2 separate regions of the Homo sapiens genome follow, and region 1 is linked to region 2. A link is a loop called in an ENCODE intact Hi-C map of the cell type or tissue named here. Cell type or tissue: sigmoid colon. All regions are shown on one strand. Each heading gives the region's core, and the rest is flanking DNA. Links, peaks and the distances in the headings are about the cores only. Region 1 holds the start of CHD2 (chromodomain helicase DNA binding protein 2). Region 2 overlaps RGMA (repulsive guidance molecule BMP co-receptor a).

What was found. Peaks named below come from ENCODE experiments on the same cell type or tissue, not always from the same donor. Only the 100,000 strongest peaks of a DNase experiment are listed, where the experiment ranks them.
Region 1: a loop joins it to region 2, with 5 times the contacts of the local background. A loop is called at or near these places in 2 of 110 quality-filtered maps.

What each region holds. Positions count from the first base shown.
Region 1 is chr15:92,900,165-92,909,197 of GRCh38, forward strand. It overlaps CHD2 (chromodomain helicase DNA binding protein 2), which reads left to right and starts at 160. Exons shown (of 39, transcript NM_001271.4): 1 at 160-660; 2 at 1,003-1,135. The coding sequence starts at 1,074. MIR3175 (microRNA 3175) reads left to right here and starts at 4,235; the gene lies at 4,235-4,311. RefSeq lists enhancers at 179-248, 289-498, 3,768-4,967, 3,829-4,008, 4,289-4,528 and a silencer at 4,079-4,128. In sigmoid colon, for the core only: no CTCF peak of the experiment used is centred there; DNase peaks (open chromatin) are centred at 4,307 and 7,937; H3K4me3 peaks cover 6,094 bases; H3K27ac peaks cover 5,142 bases.
Region 2 is chr15:93,068,420-93,077,452 of GRCh38, forward strand. It overlaps RGMA (repulsive guidance molecule BMP co-receptor a), which reads right to left. Exons shown (of 4, transcript NM_020211.3): 2 at 4,497-4,612. Among named protein-coding and RNA genes, the nearest start is that of RGMA, 16 kb to the right of the region's middle. RefSeq lists a silencer at 5,086-5,224 and an enhancer at 5,381-6,138. In sigmoid colon, for the core only: no CTCF peak of the experiment used is centred there; DNase peaks (open chromatin) are centred at 4,166, 4,812 and 5,398; H3K4me3 peaks cover 4,795 bases; H3K27ac peaks cover 1,753 bases.

The sequences.
Region 1 (9,033 bases), core at 365-8,364, 170 kb before region 2:
TGTGGGGGTGGGGGTCCTTAGGCTCCCTGGGATGGAGGATCTGTCTCTCTCTCTCTCTCTCCTTTTTTTTTTTTTGGTGGAGATGAAGGGGTGGGTCTATGGTACATCACCTGAGTTGTGGGGTAAATGTAGAGAGTGTCAATCAAAGGCAGAGCTCTCAGAGCTGGGAAGGAGGCTCTAGATGGCGGCTGTGCCTTAGAGAGAGCGCGCTCTGCTCCCTGCCTTTGCCTCACTTTACGCAACTTTCCCTAACTTTCGGGCAGCCTCAGGGGGCCCCCGTAGCCCCCTGCCTTTCCTAGGGACTTACTGGGGTCGATTCGAACCTTTTTTTGGGAGAAAAGCAGCTTTTAGGAGCTTTCTTTTCGTGCCTTGTTGGAAAGAAGCAGCCGTACTGAGAGCCCAGGTCGTTGTTTTTTCCAGCTTAGAAGCCATGGCGCACCTCCATTTTTGTGCGCTCTCCTAATGAGGTTTTTTTTCTTTCGGACCTGTTTTAGTATTAATTATTGCTTTATTTTTTTGACCAGTTAACATATTTGAGGGTTATTTTATTTATTTTTCGTTTTTTAACGGAGGATTTTGCCTTTATTTTTAATTATTTGGGATCTGATATTTTTCTACTAGTAGATAGGACTCTTGGTTTGGACATACTACATGGATCAGGTAAGTTCACGATCATTGGTGATAATTTTAAAGATTTATTTGTTTAAGTTTGCCTTGTTTTCTGTAAATACGAGAAATTCTTGGATGACGCAATAAGATACAGAGATTGTTATTTGTATCTAGTGTGCTACTTTGAGAAAGTTTCCTTATTGATAGTGATGCTTCCACTGTTCGGTTTATCCTGTTGTTTTTTCTTTTAAGGAAAAAATAGAAATATTTAGTTTTTTGGTGCTTACCGTTGTTGTGTTATAACAATATCGTTAACATCGTCAGGACTTTGTTCCTGATAATAAAAAGCATCGATAGAAGCCGGGACCTTACCTTTCTTTCAACTTTTGACAGTAAATACCTGGGCACAGGACTTCAAAGCAAACACAGATTCCCCCTCCCCCTTAATATTTAAGAATTAAAAGATGATGAGAAATAAGGACAAAAGCCAAGAGGAGGACAGTTCGCTACACAGCAATGCATCGAGGTATGAGCTATCAACTTTCTTCCTTTTTGTCTTTTTTTTTGGGGGAGAAACCTCAGCTTACAATTGTTTACCTTGACAGACATGGATTGCTGTCTGTTTTATTGTGTTTTTCTAATTTGGATTCGTTTTTTAAAGCATGACCTTGAGATTGCTAATATGCCACACCCTAATTTTTTGGTAGCAATTTATGAAAGTTGAGTTGTGACTTAAGGCCTCTTACAGCAGTCAAAAGGTAAGGTACCTTTATTCAAAGGGGCCTTTACTGTAATGTACAGTTTTTCTGTCAGTAAATTTCAGTTTTTAGGTTTTTGTACTGCAGAAAAATGACCTTGTCGGTTTAGCCATTGCTGCATTGCACCATTTTACATACAAGGCAAATTTTTTCTTTGAAGAATCCAGGATATCTAAACTTGTAACTGAGGGCCATAGAGAAGCCTTGTAGTAGTAAATTATAGTAAATAGACATATCAGAAAGTTATATGAATGAAAAAATGTACATTTAAAAACAAAATCACTTAAAGGACCCTTTGACTGATGCCTCTCAGTTTATATTTTTATGTGACTTTATATTTCTTTTGATACACTTGACATTTTAGGAAATTTTGATGTGATTTATCAAAACCTTTACTTGATGGTTAGAGTTCCTGCATTTATGAAATCAAATCTGTAATAACAGAAATCCTGGAATACTCTTAATATATACTTCTATTTTGTGTTTGTTACTGTGATTAATATTTGCAGTTGTATATTTTACATTTAAATTATTTTAAGGTTTGCATTTGTATGCTTAAGACATTGATTTCCTGTTGGTAGATGTATTTTATCCTCACAATTTAGATGTAGCTGCTTTAAATTTATTGATGTATTTCGACAGAGTCGTCTGGAATGCTTTATCTTCTGAAGCTTAAAAATGTACTGTTTGTGCAAATCATGATCTGTTTCACATTCCTTGGAGTACCTTGTTAGTGATGAAGTAATAAAGCCTCTAAGATGTTTTTGTTGTATGACCTCTGTATATTAATTTTTAAAAGTACATATGAATGCATTTTTTGATGTGTTCTTTATGCATTTTCATATTATAAATTTTAAATCATGCAGTTTAACAAGGATGTGATTCATTATGTGGTTTTCCTTCCCAATTTTTACTTTTCTAATTTTTATAAATAATACACTTTTCTATTAGGCTAGTGAATTTGAAAGTTTTGAACATGATGTGTTACTAATATGCTGAATTCTATTTATTTTATTTGACTGAAAGCATATTGAGCCTTGCTTTAGAAAATAAGTTACCAAATTTTTTTGCATTGAGTTGTCACCCAGTTTGTAGTGCTGTCTTAATTGAATTGCCCATGTAAATTACTAGATTAAATTGAGGACAGAAAAGTTTTTTACTCATCCTAAGCTGTTTTTTTCTGGAAAGTAATGACAATTTGAAGAAATGAGAACCTCCAGATATATTTGGCAAATTATTAAAGATTCAGCACTAAAATTGTTGCTCCCTTGAGTGTATCATTTGCATAGGTCTCACATGGGTTTTGGCTCTCTTATGCAAGGTTTGTGGTTAACATCATTGATCAGACTGTGCTTTCTAATTCTAAAAAATTGAGCAGTGTTGGTATTCTTTCAGTATTTTTACTCTCACCTGGAAAACTACCTGGAAGTTGTCAGGCATTTGCTTACTGGTAGTGGAGGTTACAGCTGTACATGAAGCATGTACTGACTGTACTTTTAAATTGGTTTGTCAAGTATACTTTGAATCATATACCTGATGGATGTCCAAAAATATTTAAGACTCTTTGAAAAGAAGATAGTTACTTTTAAATTAGTTACCCTAAATTTCATATCTTAATACATGTACATAATTATGACATCACTTCCTTTTAAAATGTGCAGCTGTAGAATGTTAGTGGTGTTTTAATGTGGTAGATTAATATTACTTCTACTGAGCTGAACTGTCCCTGTAATTAGTACTTGGTTCCTTCTGCCATCAGAGTTTTTATTGCCCAAAGTATAGTGTTTAGGGAATACTACGAAAATCACCTTTGCAGCCTGAGCCACAGAAGAGGAAATGAGTTTGCAGGTCAAGTAAACTTTGGTCTGAGAATTACTTTAGTATCTGGAAAGAATGAGTGCAAGTTTAGGTAAATCTGGTAATACCCTGTTTTTGGAAATAGTGCAGTAGTTAATAGTGGTTATATAAGTTTGTATTTTAATTTGAAGTTAATGCTAAAGTCTGTTATACTTTATCACGATTTTTGAAAATTAAAAACTTTAAAAAACGCGATTTTAAAAACATTTGATTGATATTTGTAAAATTTCTAAGTATTTAAAACAAAGTTCTAATGATGGACATACGAGAAGTATACCATACTTTTTATCTGAATAATTTGCAGCTTGGGGATAACTTAAGTAACATCAAAGAATGAAAACGGGACTGTGTGCACACAAAGAGTTCAGTGTGTTCTCCACGGCACCACGTTAGCAATTTATCTTAAGAATTGAACGAGTTTATTAAATTTATCTCCAAATCGTCTGCCTTTGAGCCAGATTTATTTTTATAACCTGAGGTGCGGGTAAATCCTACAATTTTCAGGGGCGCTTTACCAGATATTCTAAAAGGCTGGGGATGATTAGAAATGGCATAATGCAGTTACTTGTGTACTAGAACAGGCAGTTTAACTGGCAGCCATTTTATGACGCTGATAATACATTAAAAAACGGGATTTTGGAGAAGACTGAATCTAAACTAATAGAAATCTGAAATACCAAAGCCTATTTCCTTCCCCCTCTCTGCTCTTCTGGGGAACTCTGGTGCCGACATAAAAGGCAGTTCGATAGGGCACGCAGCAGCTCTTTGAGCCCCTGGCATCTTGATGCAGGTCCAGCTCAGTCACAAAATGGCTGTTCCTTTGTGCCGCAGCGCTGACAGACATACTGCATTGCACTGTGTACTCGCCAAACAGCAGGAAGTTGCCGTGCCGAGTTCAAAGGCCGGCCGGCGCCGGCGCGGGGTGCTGATTGGCTGTGCGCGCGCCTGGTAACAGCAGGGTCAACGGCGGCGCCTTCGGCAGCCTCCGCCCCGTGACGTCAGACGGCTCCCCTGGGGGGCGGGGAGAGAACGCAGTGACGTCTGGCCGCGTGCGCATGTCGGGCGCTTTCTCCTCCCCCTACCCAGGGAGCCGCACGCCGAGGGGAAAAGGAAGGGAACTCTAGTTGGGACTTTCCGGTGGGCGGCTTCTTTCCTGGACGCGTTTGCTCCTGGCAGTCTTGTCCGCCCTTGCCTGTAGCGGTCCGCACCCTGTAGTGTGTTCTTTTGCCCATTTCCGGGAATGGTTTATCCTCTTTGAGAAGCGGCTGCTTTTGGAGAAAAAGTGCAGGCACTATTTATAAATTTTAAAGGCACTATTTGGAAATCTTAAAATAGAAAATTTGCCCAGTTTTACATTTTCCCTTTTCATACCTTAGCGTCCCTTCTCCCCGCCCCCGTTCAGTGTGAAGAGATGAGTGGGTTTAATTTTGTTACAATTGACCAAAACGTTTGAGTGTCAGAGGCGGATACTTTTATTTTAGTGAAAACCTCTTGACGGGTGTTAACAGCTGTTTAATACATGGCTCATAAACAAAGGGAAGATTATTTGAACTTGTCCCCATGCGTTTTTACTTGGTACCGTACATTTTCTCAGTTGGCATTTGATGGAGAAAAACTCAGGTCAGTATGTGCTAAGTACTATATATTTAAGATTCACAGTGGGATAGTTTAGTAGAAAATAGAAAATTTCACGTTCAATAACATTAAAAAGTGGCAGAATACAGCGTTAGGCAACCATTACTATGTAAGTAAATGTCAGAAAACTACTCTTTTAAGTGTTAATAGCACTTGCTAATGCAGGGTGACTGACAGCTTGGCTGATAGTGGGGTCACTTGGCCAAATCTTCGCAATTATCTTCCCTAGGCCTCCATTTCGGGAATTCTGAGTCCCGGTAAACGGTTGGGTTTATGCTCACTGATTTGCCTTGTTTGGAAACCTTTACAAGGATTTCTGGTTAAAACTTCATCGTTCAGCAACGATGTCTTAATAATTAAATTACACATACTGAATTTAAGCAAGCAAGAAATTCAGTGGATTTATCTACTGTGGACAAAGTTTTTTTCCTGCCATACTAGAGTTTTTTTAGCAGTTGGAGTAGGCTGTCCTGTAGTTAGCCATAGTTTAGAGTTATTTTAGTAAAGTGTGTTACTTCAAAGGAGATGTTGACCCTTCAGTGCAGGTGATATTTGCTTGGGCGTATGTCAAGTTTCTGAATACAGTCTGTGAAAGTTAGAATTCACTATGATAGTGAGTTTTGTAGGTTCTCATAATCTAGGTTCTTTGGGAAGAATTATTTGGATAGTTTGTGAAAACTAGCTGAAATTGCTTTTTCTGTTACAGAGAAGTGTTCATCAAATAATTTGTACCTGATTTTAAAATTATATGCTCAAATGTATATTGCGTATAAAATGCTAACAGAGAATTAAGTGTTTATAGAACTTGATGAACGTTTAACTGTAGCTTCCAACTTAAAGTATACCTGCCACAAGAACGAAAGTAATAATCTCACCTCCCTTTTTGTGTAGAGACTGAATTCTAATTAGTTGTGTTAATAGTATTTGCTGAATACCTTTCAATTCCTAAAACTGGGGTCAAAGTAGTCAACATTGCAGTTAATTATTTTTGAAGAGGATATGAACTATTCTGTTATTTAAGATATTTTAACCTAAATACCATTATGAGTTAAAATGCATACCATGATATAACAATTTACCTATTAACTGTTGACAATCTTGCAGCCAATTAAGTTTTTTATAGAACCAGTGTTCTTAGGTATGTTTGTTGAGCCTTCTACTTTTTTTCCCTTTGATGTGGGGAATAGCATCAAGCAGCAAGAAAAGAGTGTTGATCGATTTCTCTCTCTTTCTCTCTCTCTCTCTGTATCCTTGCCGTTTAAAATATGCACTTTCCAACTAGTATTTGGCCGTTAGGGAGTTAGTATCTTTGTAAAGATTAAGTCAGCAGAGGAAGGTGGGCAAATAATATTTTTGATAAAGACTTTTGGTTGTGACAGTTGTAGCAAGTTATTGCTTGAGGAGTGAATCTGGAAGTTTATTTGAATTTTAACTAAAACTCACAGATTTTATCATTAGTTTACTCTCCCTTACCCCCAAATAAAACAACTGACAGTTATGAGAGACCTCCTGAGACCACCTGGTATTTCCAAACTCCTATCATTTCTCCCATAAAATTTGATACACTAAGTTTGTTTCTGGTATAAAAATTGAGTGACTGCTCTGTGTCAGCCATTAAATTTTTTCTTGCTATGAGCCATCTTTTTTTTTTTTTTTTTTTTAAGATCCTTTAGTTTTTAGCTGCTTCTTGGTAACCTTAGAACTTTGCTTCCTTGAAGAACTTGGCTTTCTTGATATGGTGTCACTTGAACAAAGAAACTTAAAAAAAAATTCCTCTAAGAGTATTTTGTGTACAGGTGAAAGTAACTTTGTGGCTTGGTTACACTGGGTGTGTCACAGCTGAGTAACTCCCTCCTGCACTTCAGCTTGACTAAGCGTTGAGTTCACATGTATACCTTTGCAAAGCTGCCATTCACAACTTGTTTTGGAACTTTAGGGTTATCAGTATAAAGCCTGAGTAACAAAACTTAGTCATCCAATGTCCAGGCTGGATTGTATTTTTATTTTGTGATCAGTAATTCAGCACAATGCTGGAACACATTACTCACATTTGTCTTATGACCCTTTTCTGTAATCAATGGAATCTTTAATTGATAAAGCAAGTCTAGGGGGAGAGACATTTTTTAAAAAAAGCTCCTATATACTGAATATATTTGAGCCCTGATTATGAAGTGAGGGACAAGGCTTTTCTTTTTGAAATAAATGATGGAGGACATAGATATGTGGTAGCCATTCATGCTACATAATTTAGCATTTTATTGTTAATATGTTTGGTTATGGGTCTTCTTGTTTGGTATTTCAACATGTTCTGGACTGGATATCATACTGAAAAGTATTTCAGTTCTCATTACTGAGTCCCTGTAGTTTGGGGAAAATGTGATCACTGATCTTGAAGGAGAGAATGTTTCAGAAGCATCCGGCTAAGGCAGGATTGTAGAGATAGTCTTGATTTTATACTTTGGATTTAATTCTGATGAGTCATTTTGTCACTTGTGTATGCTTAACTGTTACCTCTGTGCCTGGCAAGAGCTAGGTATGAGTTCAGCTTTTACTTTAGTCCTGAAAATTTTTGTTCCCAGTTTAGGCCAGTGAAGAAGCACTTATGATTGGACTTGTAATTTTCTCATTTTAAAAATGTAGATAATGGTCATCTTCATTGGGTCATGAAGATTAAATAATATAGTGCCCATAAAATGCTTAGCAAAGAGCCCATCACATTAAAAGTGCTCAATAAATGTAAGCTTTTAGTAAGGTTATTTTATTCTTACTGTTTGTTTCATCTTACTTTCTTGCACCCCTCCTTCATATCCTAAGTTCTTCTTCAGGAGCTAGGTTGGCCCTGAGGAACTCGCTGGTTGTCTTGGCCTACCAGGAGAGTTTGTTTAGGCCAGTTACAGGAGAGATTTGTGAGAATGATTTTAGGAGGCAAGTCCTCATTTAGTCAGCTTGGGTGCGTTTTACAGTTCATCCTCTCTTAGAATTTTTTTTTTTTTTTTTTTTTTTTGAGAAGAGCCAGCCTTTTGAGAGAGCATATGACTCTTCCTGGACTACAACAGCTTCTTGTGTGAATCACAGCCCGGCTTTTGCCAGTTAGTCTGAGTAGATAACTACCCACCCCCACTCCCCCAAGCTGATAATTATTACCCTGGTTTATCCTCTGTCTCATTTCCCCTCTCAAGCTGTTAGAGAATGAATACTGAATACTGTGGTGCACTGCTCCATGGATATAAATGTAACAGCAGTAATATTTACAACCAATGTCTAATTGGCTGTAGCTTGCTTTCAGTGTTCAGTCTAAACCATAGGACTATATATTTGTCTTAGCATAATGCCGAACATGCAAGTCTGCTTAAACTATAGTCTTAAGATTTGTGTGTTTTGGGTTTCCTCTACTTCCTCTATTTCCTGTCTTTTTTGGGTTATAGGTCAGATGGGTTCTACTTTTTATTCCCATTTCAGACTGTGGAGAGCTTCTAAAAATACCAGTGTCCATCCCTGCCCCTAGGATCTAGTTAATTTTTAAAAGCTCTCTGTGTTTCAAATTTGCATGTGTTTCTGTATGTTTGCAGTATCTCCGTGTGTTTTCAAATCTTCTGATGGAGCACTTCGTGTACTTTAACCCTTGGTCTTTCCATTGCCTGTCCCATTTTTAAATTCCCTTTTTAGTCTTAATAGCTGCTTGAGTTAGGACCTCTGGAAGCAAAAGTGGGATAGGATGCTGACGGGGAATTGTAGGCTTGATGGAAGAGGATGTTTCTATATTAAATGTCATGGCAGATCCAGTTCTAGGCATACCTTTAAAATGTATACACAGGCTGGGCGTGGTAGCTCACTCCTGTAATCCCAGCAGTTTGGGAGGCCCAGGCAGGCGGATCACTTGAGGTAGGGAGTTCGAGAACAGCCTGGCCAACATGGTGAAACCCTGTCTCTACTAAAAATACAAAGATTAGCTGGACATGATGGTGGGTGCCTGTAGTCCCAGCTGCTTGGGAGGCTGAGGCCGGACAATCTCCTGAAGCTGGGAGGCGGAGGTTGCAGTTAGATGAACTGACACACCACTGCACTCCAGCCTGGGAGACAGGGTGACCAAAAAAAAAAAAAGAAAAAAGATAAAAAATGTATATGCAGGTGGGCTTTCTCCCCTCAAGATTCTGAATTCCTTGTAAGTGTCTTC
Region 2 (9,033 bases), core at 510-8,509:
CTCTTCTCCATCTCATAGAGTGGCCTTATCTGTGCCCACAGATCACCTCTCCCCAGCTCCCATCCTCTGAGCGCTGGAGTGACTACTAGCCATTTCTCCAACCTTGCAAAGACCTTTCCCTTCCTCAGATCACAAGACTAGAGATCCTTTCCCTTTCTCCTCAATACACCCTCAGGGCCTAGTGGCTGGCCATCTGTAGAGTTTTATGTGCGTGCTCTCCCTGGGAGCCAATGCGCTGCTCTGCAGGTGCCGTCACACACTGGTTGCTAGCTGGCTGGTTCTTGCCACTGAACATCAACTCCGAATTCACCTTTTAAAGCCTAACCCCAAAGTGATGGTATGAGAAGTAGGAGGGATCTGGGAAGTGATTAGGTCATCAGGGTGGAGGTTTCAAGAATGGGATTAGTGCTCTTATAAAAGGGACCCCACAGAGTGCCCTCACTTCTGCCCTGTGAGGACAGAGCTGTAAGGCACCATCTACAAACCAGACATCAAATCTGCCAGCACCTATCACTCTTGGACTTTTCAGCCTTCAGAACTGTGAGCAATAAATGTCTGTCATGTATAAGCCACCCACTTATGGTATTTTGTTACAGCAGCCCAAACAAACTAAGACACTCTCCCCTTGGGACACAAAGTCCTACTGGGAGAGCAATAGTGTGGTAAGCAGGCTGATCTGCTGATGCATTTTTTTTTTGTTTGTTTTTTGAGACGGAGTTTCATTCTGTCACCCAGGCTGGAGTACAGTGGTGCGATCTCAGCTCACTGCAACCTCCACCTCCCGGGTTCGGGCGATTCTCCTGCCTCAGCCTCCCGAGTAGCTGGGATTATAGGCTCATGCCACCACGCCCAGCTAATTTTTGTATTTTCAGTAGAAACGGGGTTTCGCTATGTTGGTCAGGCTGGTCTCGAACTCCTGGCCTCAAGCAATCCACCCACCTCGGCCTCTCAAAGTGCTGGGGTTACGGGCGTGAGCCACCGCGCCTGGCCGATGCATTTTTGAATAGCAGCTCTGATAGAAACAGTCTCATTTCTATAGCGACACAGATGTACCTGGACACTGCAGAGGGCCTTGGTCTCCCGAAACCTTAGTTACCCACTGAGGACTAACATTTCTAAAACAGCTGCAGTTCAAAGTATAAGGGGAAGAAAGAAGGAACAAAGAAAGTCTGGAGTGCAATAGTTCTTAGAACAGCGATCCTCAAACTTGAGCATGCATCAGAGCTCTCTGGAGGGCCTGCTCTAGAACACAGACTGCAGGGCCCCAGCTCCAGAGTAACTGCTTCTATAGGTCTGTGGTGGGCCTAGAACTTGCATTTCTAACCAGTTCCCAAGGAAGGCTAATGCTGCTGGTCCAGGGACCACACTTGGAGAACCACTGTGCTGAAGTACAGGACCCACACATAGTGAACAGGAAGCCTGGTGACATGTCCGAAACATATGCCTGGATGGATTTCTCTTGGAACTCTTTTCGAAAAAGTCACAATGGCTTCAAAGTTTAAAAAGCCATCTATTAGCTGTGATTTGAGTAGGATGCCATTTGTGGAATGCTCTTTTAAGAGTCCTTTCTGGCCTCCCTTCCTAGGTAGACGTGGACACTGTCTGCCTGTGCTGTCCCCAAAGAATCATCTAAACAGACACCCTTCCAGACCGCTTGACAGTGCAGGGGCCCTTTCTCATCACCAGGCTGTGGTCTGCCTGAGGGGCTTGGTTAGAAGGCTCCAAAAGTTGTCACTGAGTCAGGAACCCAGTAGGTTGGCCATCCACATGGAGTAAGTAAATGCAAACACTCGAAACACACAAACGCTCTCAGTGTAGCTGAGGTGAAGGCATCTTTCTCCACATAACTATGTTCGATTTAATTTGCACTCCTATAGGCTTACTCCTGGCAGCCATTCAAGCTGACTAGCACAGAACAAACCGAGGCTTTCACGCAGTTGCTCGGCCAGTTTCCACCTGTCTTCAACGGGAGAGGCCAAGGCACACAGGGGCCCCCAGTGTGTCTGGGTGCCTTCCACTTGCTGGGGCTTTATTTCTCGATCTCCCGCCTTGCTCTCCATCAGACCTGCAAGTTTTCTAACTTCATTCCTAAGCGGCCCCTCTCCTGGTCAATGTGTCAAAGAATGGGACAGTCTCTCTCTGTTGTGGAAATTTCCCATTTCATCCCTTACTTAAGAAACTGTCTTTTGACCCACATTTCTAGAGCACACAAGTTTTGGAGCCCCCAGTATATTTAGTTTTGGGGTACTGGAAGCTCAGTTTTCAGTCAGGTGGGCAATTTTGACTAAACGCAGCTGTCAAGCCCTCAAATGAGAAGAAACATTAGCCAGCTGGCGTGACAGGAGAGCAGCTATCAGTTCCATCGGCCAGGTTTTAGTTACCGGCCTTGACGCCAAAAAGAAATGGGTTTCTTGGAAACAAAAGTGATGGAATTTGGGCTGTGACTTATATAACCTACCAGTGTTCCTCAGCCTATGGCGGGATGCTTTAAAATAAAAGTTTTTAGGATGGAGAAATAAATCGAGAAACAACAAAACCACCACCACTCAGGCCATGCAGCCTCCTACCTCTGGAAACTTCTGCCAGGCCTTCCTTTCCTCTCCAGCCCCAAAAGGTAACAAGTGCTGCAGCTTTAAGAGCGGGAAGGTGTTGTTTTAAGGGCCTCTAAGCCCCTCTTCTCAATTTCAGCTTTGAGCTGAGATCACATCCCCCACGGCAGCCAAGGGACAAAAGCCATTTATCAACCCATCTGATAAAACTTCCAATGGGCTTGATCTTTATCTAGACCAAACCAAGAACACAAATTGCAAACTCCTGCTTTTCCAAAACGTTGACTTCTTCTTAAATAGGGTGATTTTTATTTTAATTTTGAATTCTTGGGAGGAAACCAAATTGGGCTGTTCAACCAGACTCTTAAGTAGGTGGAGAAACTGCCTTTTAAATACACTGGGGGTGAGGAGAGGGCACCCTGCTGTTTGATCCCCTGCGGAGGTTTTGACATTCCAAGCTGAGTACTTTTTGGGGATACCAAGATCCCTCACCCGACATCTTGTCCTTGGCCAGGCCTCCCTATGGAACCTAGGTCTGGAGAGCAGGTTGCGGCTCTCTGCGACCCTTCTGGGGTGCGCAGTGGTTGAGTAAGCCGGACGCACAAGTCTGAGCTGGCGCTGGGGGCCAGGAGCAGGGCTGGGACTAGGGGGTAAACTGATCCCTCGCTCCCTACTGTTCACTGTCTGCGTGGTCCGCCCATTGGGAGCCCCAACTCACAGCCAGGCCGAGCCAGACCTGCCCAGTTTTGCCAGTTCCTTGAAACCCAGTTGGCGGAAGAGCAAATCAAAATAACCCAATCCGAGTCTAAACTCAAGTCCTTTCTTGCAAAGCTCAGTAGTGCGCGGGGGCTGCGGCTCTACGCCTGGCTGTGGTGCGAAACAAGATGAAATTTTTTCAAAAAGACACCTCTGAACCCCGCAAACACAATGGAAACGGCTGGGAGATCCCGCCTTGCGCCGGGGGGGCCATTTGGCCCGTGACATTGTGTTTATTTGTATTTTTAGCAAGAAAAAAAATGGGTATAAAGGGCTTAACTGGCGTTTTCTGGCTGTGAGCAGCATATGGCAAAAATGAAATAAAGTTTTATGAAACATCATAAAGAAAACAGGCCGGGGATTTAAGTTGCATGCCTCCCCCCTCCCCCCGAAAGGAAAAAAAGTAAAGAAACTGGAGCGTTTGGGAAGGAACAAATGCTTCTCTGTGGAGTTGGTCTCCCTTCCCCCAACAAAAACAAGAGGTCCGGGCTCGGAGGAATTTGAAAGCAGCGATCTGCCAAAAACATTGTGAAAAACTATGGGGGATTCATTGGAAACAGATGGGCTTTTTCAGCTTTAATTCTGAAATTCTCTCCTTTTCTGACACAATAAAAACAAACAGGGGGCGACGCAGAAAGTTATCAAACAGGAACACCAGCTCATTTGAGCCGAGTCCGTGGGTGTCCCCGCGTGGCCAAATGGGTGGAAACGAGACGAGGTCTCCGGGGAGGGGGCTGTCGGGAACTCGGCTGGGACCTCAGGGGCGACCCTGGCTCCACCCCTGGGCACCCGGCAGGTTTGCAAACTGCTGGGCGAGGAGCTGAAGAAAGTGTCCCCAGCACCGAGGGCGTGCCTCCCCTTCTCCCCCTCTTCCCGAGCCCCTAGGAGGCACGTTCCCAGCCACCCCCTTTCTCGGAAAAAGGGAAGGGAGTGAGGCACCCCGGCCCCTGCGCCCTCCCCACACGGCTCCATCTCACGGCAACTCGGGCAGGGTGCCCCTCTCCGGGTCCCCAAGGGCAGGCATCGCACCCACGACGGGGTGCGGGAGAAACAAAAGACCCGTGGAAATAGGAGGCGGGGTCCGGAGGAGGTCCGGAGAACTTGAGCCCGGACTCACTCGCGCACATCTGGCCCAGCATTGAGGGGCGGCCCAGGGACCCGGCCCCGCGCGCCCGGCCGGCAGTGCCTTACCTGCGGGGAAGCTGCAGAGAAGGAAGGCGAGGGTCGGCCAGAATCCCAGGGCTGAACGTCCTGCCCCTCTCCCCATACCCATCCATCCAGCTCGGCCTGTTACCACTAGCCTCTCCCTGGAAGAAGAGTTCAGAAAAAAAGAAGAAAATAAATCACGCTGCGAAGAAAGGGCAGCCTCGCTCCGCCGGCGGGAGCAGCGAGCCGGGAGGCTCCGTCCACCTCGGCCGCGGGCGCCCGGCGCGCTCCCCTTCCCGCGCCGCCCCCCGCGCGCCCCTCCCTCGCCATCCATCACTCGGTTCTCCGCCAATGTCGACGCGGCCCCGCGCCCCAGCCGCCTGCGCACCGCCCCCTCGCGCTCGGGTTTCAGCGAGGCCGGCGAGGTAGCCGGAGGCGGCCGGGCGGGGACCCAGGCTGCCCGGCCGCAGCGCTCGCCGTGAGGACCTCGGAAAACCACGGCCCTAGATCAGAGGGCGCGCCACGCTCCCCGACCCTCGCGCCATCTCCAGCCCGCGGCTGTCCTTGCAAACCAGGCCCAGCACCCTTGGGAGGCCGCAGGGCATGAGGCGGGGCAGGACGCCCCCTTAATCCCCTCCACGAATATCCAATCCAAGTAGAAAAACTGTCCTTGGAGGCAAATCCCAGCCCTACTTTCCAACCAGACTGCCGACCCCAAGCTTCCACCGACGCCCCCTGGCTCATCAGTCGCACTCAGACGCGACACCGGTGCAGGAGGCTGAAAAACCCACTTCCGAGTTGTCTAGGTCTGGGCAGGATGGCTCTCTGCATCTCAGCTACTAACGCACCTCGAGGTTCCCGCCCGTCGTGGCCCCAGGCCACCCATCCTGACTGGGTTTGGCCTGCCTCCAGCACCCCCTTCAAGCACCTCGCTGCTTCCTGAAGACTTGCCCCGGCTGCGCCCCCGTGCTGAGGGCCTGCGGGCCTAACCTTGCCACCTTGGCACAGCTGCCACTCCAGAGAGATGGCTATGCCGGTCCGCGTGGCGCGCAGGGCCGGATGGTTTGGCGCTCTCTGCGAGGCCCGCAAGGCTGCACTTGGGAGGGCTTCAGTATGGTGACCTTTCCTAACTCTGTCGCTTATTTTTCTGGGAAAGAAACATCTCCTTCCCAAGGTTCCCTGGGCCCTGCAGTTCTGCTGCCGTTGTGATATTTAAGGGACTGGTAACTTCCCCTGAGAGACATCTTTTGGATGAAACACAAATAGTCCTGAGCAAGTGTTCTTAGTCAAACCAACTCCTCCCGCCACCCTCCTCACCTCACTCCCAAGCCTGCCCATCTGGTTCTTTGGGGAAAAACACCTCTGGGTTTTTATCCAATTTGGAGGTTTCTCTTAAGCACTATCACAGTCCTTACCTGCTGCAAAGGCCACACAGGCTTGTGCAAGGCTGCAGGGCTGCAGCTGCATTTGGGGTTCCGGCTGCCAGGTCGGGAGTGTGGAGAGGAGCAAGTTTGAAGGGAGGGGAGAAGGCCCTATGGCTGTGAAGACACAACCCCAGCAGCAAGACTTATGAATCTGGCTTCCACAAAACAGGTACACAAGGGGACCATACCTCAGCCAGCTGTGCAACAGGGCAACACGAAGCTGCTCTTCCCTTAGGTGGAAATGCCAGACACAACTCTTCTTTACGAGGGGGTGTCACTGTGTTTCCCTGAAATATTGAGGTCTCAGATCGACAAGCTCTAAATATTTTTCCCCCAAACCAGGGTTCATTTCAGGACGGGTCTGCAAAATGCTACGGTTTTCCCAGTGAAAGCCCACCATCGAAAATGCTCTTCCTTTCAAGCTTGGCCAGTCCTGGGGCCCGACCCAACAATTTATTCTGCAGCATCACCGAACGGCAGCCCATTCCAGCGGCCACCGGGGCACGCTAAGCAGGCACTGTGCCAGGCTGCACAGAGGTGACCAAGTGGCCTTTCCACTAATTAACACCATTTGCTAGAGTCTGCCTTTCACGAGCTAGTTCTAGAGTCTCTCGCCAATGAGAAGGGATCACTGGCATTCCAAGTCACCTGGACAGTAATTAACCACCGTCACTGCTGCAGCATGTCCAGGTTGGAGACCAGGGCTCAGGATCCAGAGGAGGCCATGCAGCCCGCAGAAGCCCAGAAATCACGCCCTTCTGGGGCTGCCCTTGCCCAAGAATGGACTTTTCACAGCAGGACTTTTTTTTTTTTTTTCAATGAGAACAGAAAAAAGAAATCTTCAACTATGTTACAATTTAAAAGCAGGAAAAAAAAAAGGAGTTTCTCCCTCCCACGTCAGGAAATGTCATCCAATATTCTTAAAGAAAGGATAACTAAATAAAATACATGTGCAGCATATTCTGCAATTCCATTACATACAGTAGTTTTTTTTTCCAAAGCTATTTTAAGTATTGTTAATATAAAGCAGTTGCACAAAAAGCAAAGGTGCTTTGACAAACAGGTGTATGCACTGATTCCTTTTTAGGAACAGTATCTAAAAAGAACCCGTCGTCCACACTGCCCCAAAAAAGACAAAGATTCATACAGACACATTGGGATATATGTACAACATAATGAACCCCATCCTAAAGAAGCAACTGAGATAACCCCCAGAGAATACAGAATCAGAATTGTGAAAAATCATAGTGAAGTTTGCTTGCTGTAAAGCCTGAGAATTTTTTTTTTTTCAGTTGGTTCTTCTCGCAGCAGGACTTTTAACCTCTACATTTCAGTTTCTTCATCTGTAAGGATCGGGCTGATAATATTGTCACTCCAAGACTACAACTGAATAGAACTCGGAAGAGGCCCCAGGCCATGGGAGTTCCAGTGTCCCTGCCGGGAGACGGGTACTGGCTGCCTTTTTAGGAGGAGACCCCAGTCTTGCGACATGAGCAAATAATTTGGGAAAGGGGCACAAAAGGCTTTTTTTCCCCCCCTTTCTTGAGGAGAAATGTCTGAGGCTGAATTTGGACATCTTCAAAGTGGGGACTTGGCCATCACACAGTTTAGACTATCATGAGAAATCTAGCCCCAGCTAGAGCAGTATGGCGTTGTGTTGACCTTGAGGAATCTAGCTATACTGGCTAAACCAACCAACTTTTAAACAGCTCCCCAACTCTCTGCAGGAATAAAAAATTCCTAAAACGTTAGATTTGAGAACTCAGCACTCCGTTCGCCATAGAAACTCATTTAACTCAAAAGTGTAGTTGACTTCAAACAAACAGCCCCATAGAGTCTAACCAAGTATGTGGTGTCCCCTAGGCTACAGCTTAGACCTGGGGATAGAGACACTCTCATGCATGACTCTTGCCCCTTTTCTTCAGCACTGGCTGTGGAGGCCTCAATCCTGAGCATCCCCCTCCACCTTCTCTCCCTTTCCACTCTGGGGGTAGCTATTTGATGGGGGGAAAGGGGTCAAGGGGCTTCTGAAAGGAAGGGTTCTGCATACGGCTGAAGTCTTCTCAGGGGCAGTGATAGTCAGGGGTTCCAACTTTGCCTGCTTCTAGGTATGAACAGAGTGTTCTCAAATCTAGGGCCTGAGTCATCAGTCAACAAATATATATTCAGGACCTGCTGCAGGCTAGACCTTGGGGGATAAAGAAATAAGACAGTCCCTATTTCTGAATTGCTGGTAGAAACAGATAATAGAGAAAAATGAGTGCTAAAGGAGAGGTGAGGAGTGAATGACCTTTACCAAAAAAGGTGGTGTCTTTCAAAATAATGGCTAATATTTTGACGTATTTTTACATTGTGTCAGATGCCAGCTGAGTACTTTACATTTCTAGAAACTTTCAGCTAATGAAGATTCTATTACCATCCTCATTTTGCAGATGAAGAAACTGAGGCTGGGAACGCTTAAGTACGCACCCAATAAATGGCTAAAAAATGCCAAGCCAAGCTGGCCGAACCCCATGCTTGGCGTACTGTGTGTGCCATTCATTCCAATGGTGGTGAGCAAGTCCGCACCGGGCTTAAAGTCAAGGCGAGACAGATTACTTAACAATCACTTTCAATAAAGCATAACACAGACTCTGACAGGGGAGACACAGAACACAGGCGCCAGGGGGCTCCAGCCCAGCTTGGGGTGCAGGGAGGGGAAAGAAGCTTTCCCAGTGTAGGAGTATGCCAGGGGAAGTTGACGGGCAAGGGAGGGGATGGCAGGGAGAAAACTCCAGGCAGAAGGAACACCCAGCACGCCAGGAACAAAGTGTGCTTTACCTGAGGATCTGCAAAGGCTGAAGTGCGGCTGTAGAAGGAAGAGGTGAAGCTGGAGAAACAGAGCAAAGAGCTTGGGGGAGCCTGTGAAGCACCTGGGAGCCCAACCCAAAGCCTCAAGAAGGGGAGGGATTTATTCTTTTGGGAGACCACTGTGGGAGATGTAAAAAGATTAGAGTTGCCCAGGCCCTTCTCCAAAGCAGCTATATCTGAATCTCTGTGGGGTAGAGCCTGGGCATCAGCATTTTTAAGGAGCTCCCTTAGGCGATTCATGTCTAGGGGAATAGCTGGGTTTGTAAGTTCTATCAATCTCGGGCCCATGCCCTCCTTGCTGCTGGCAG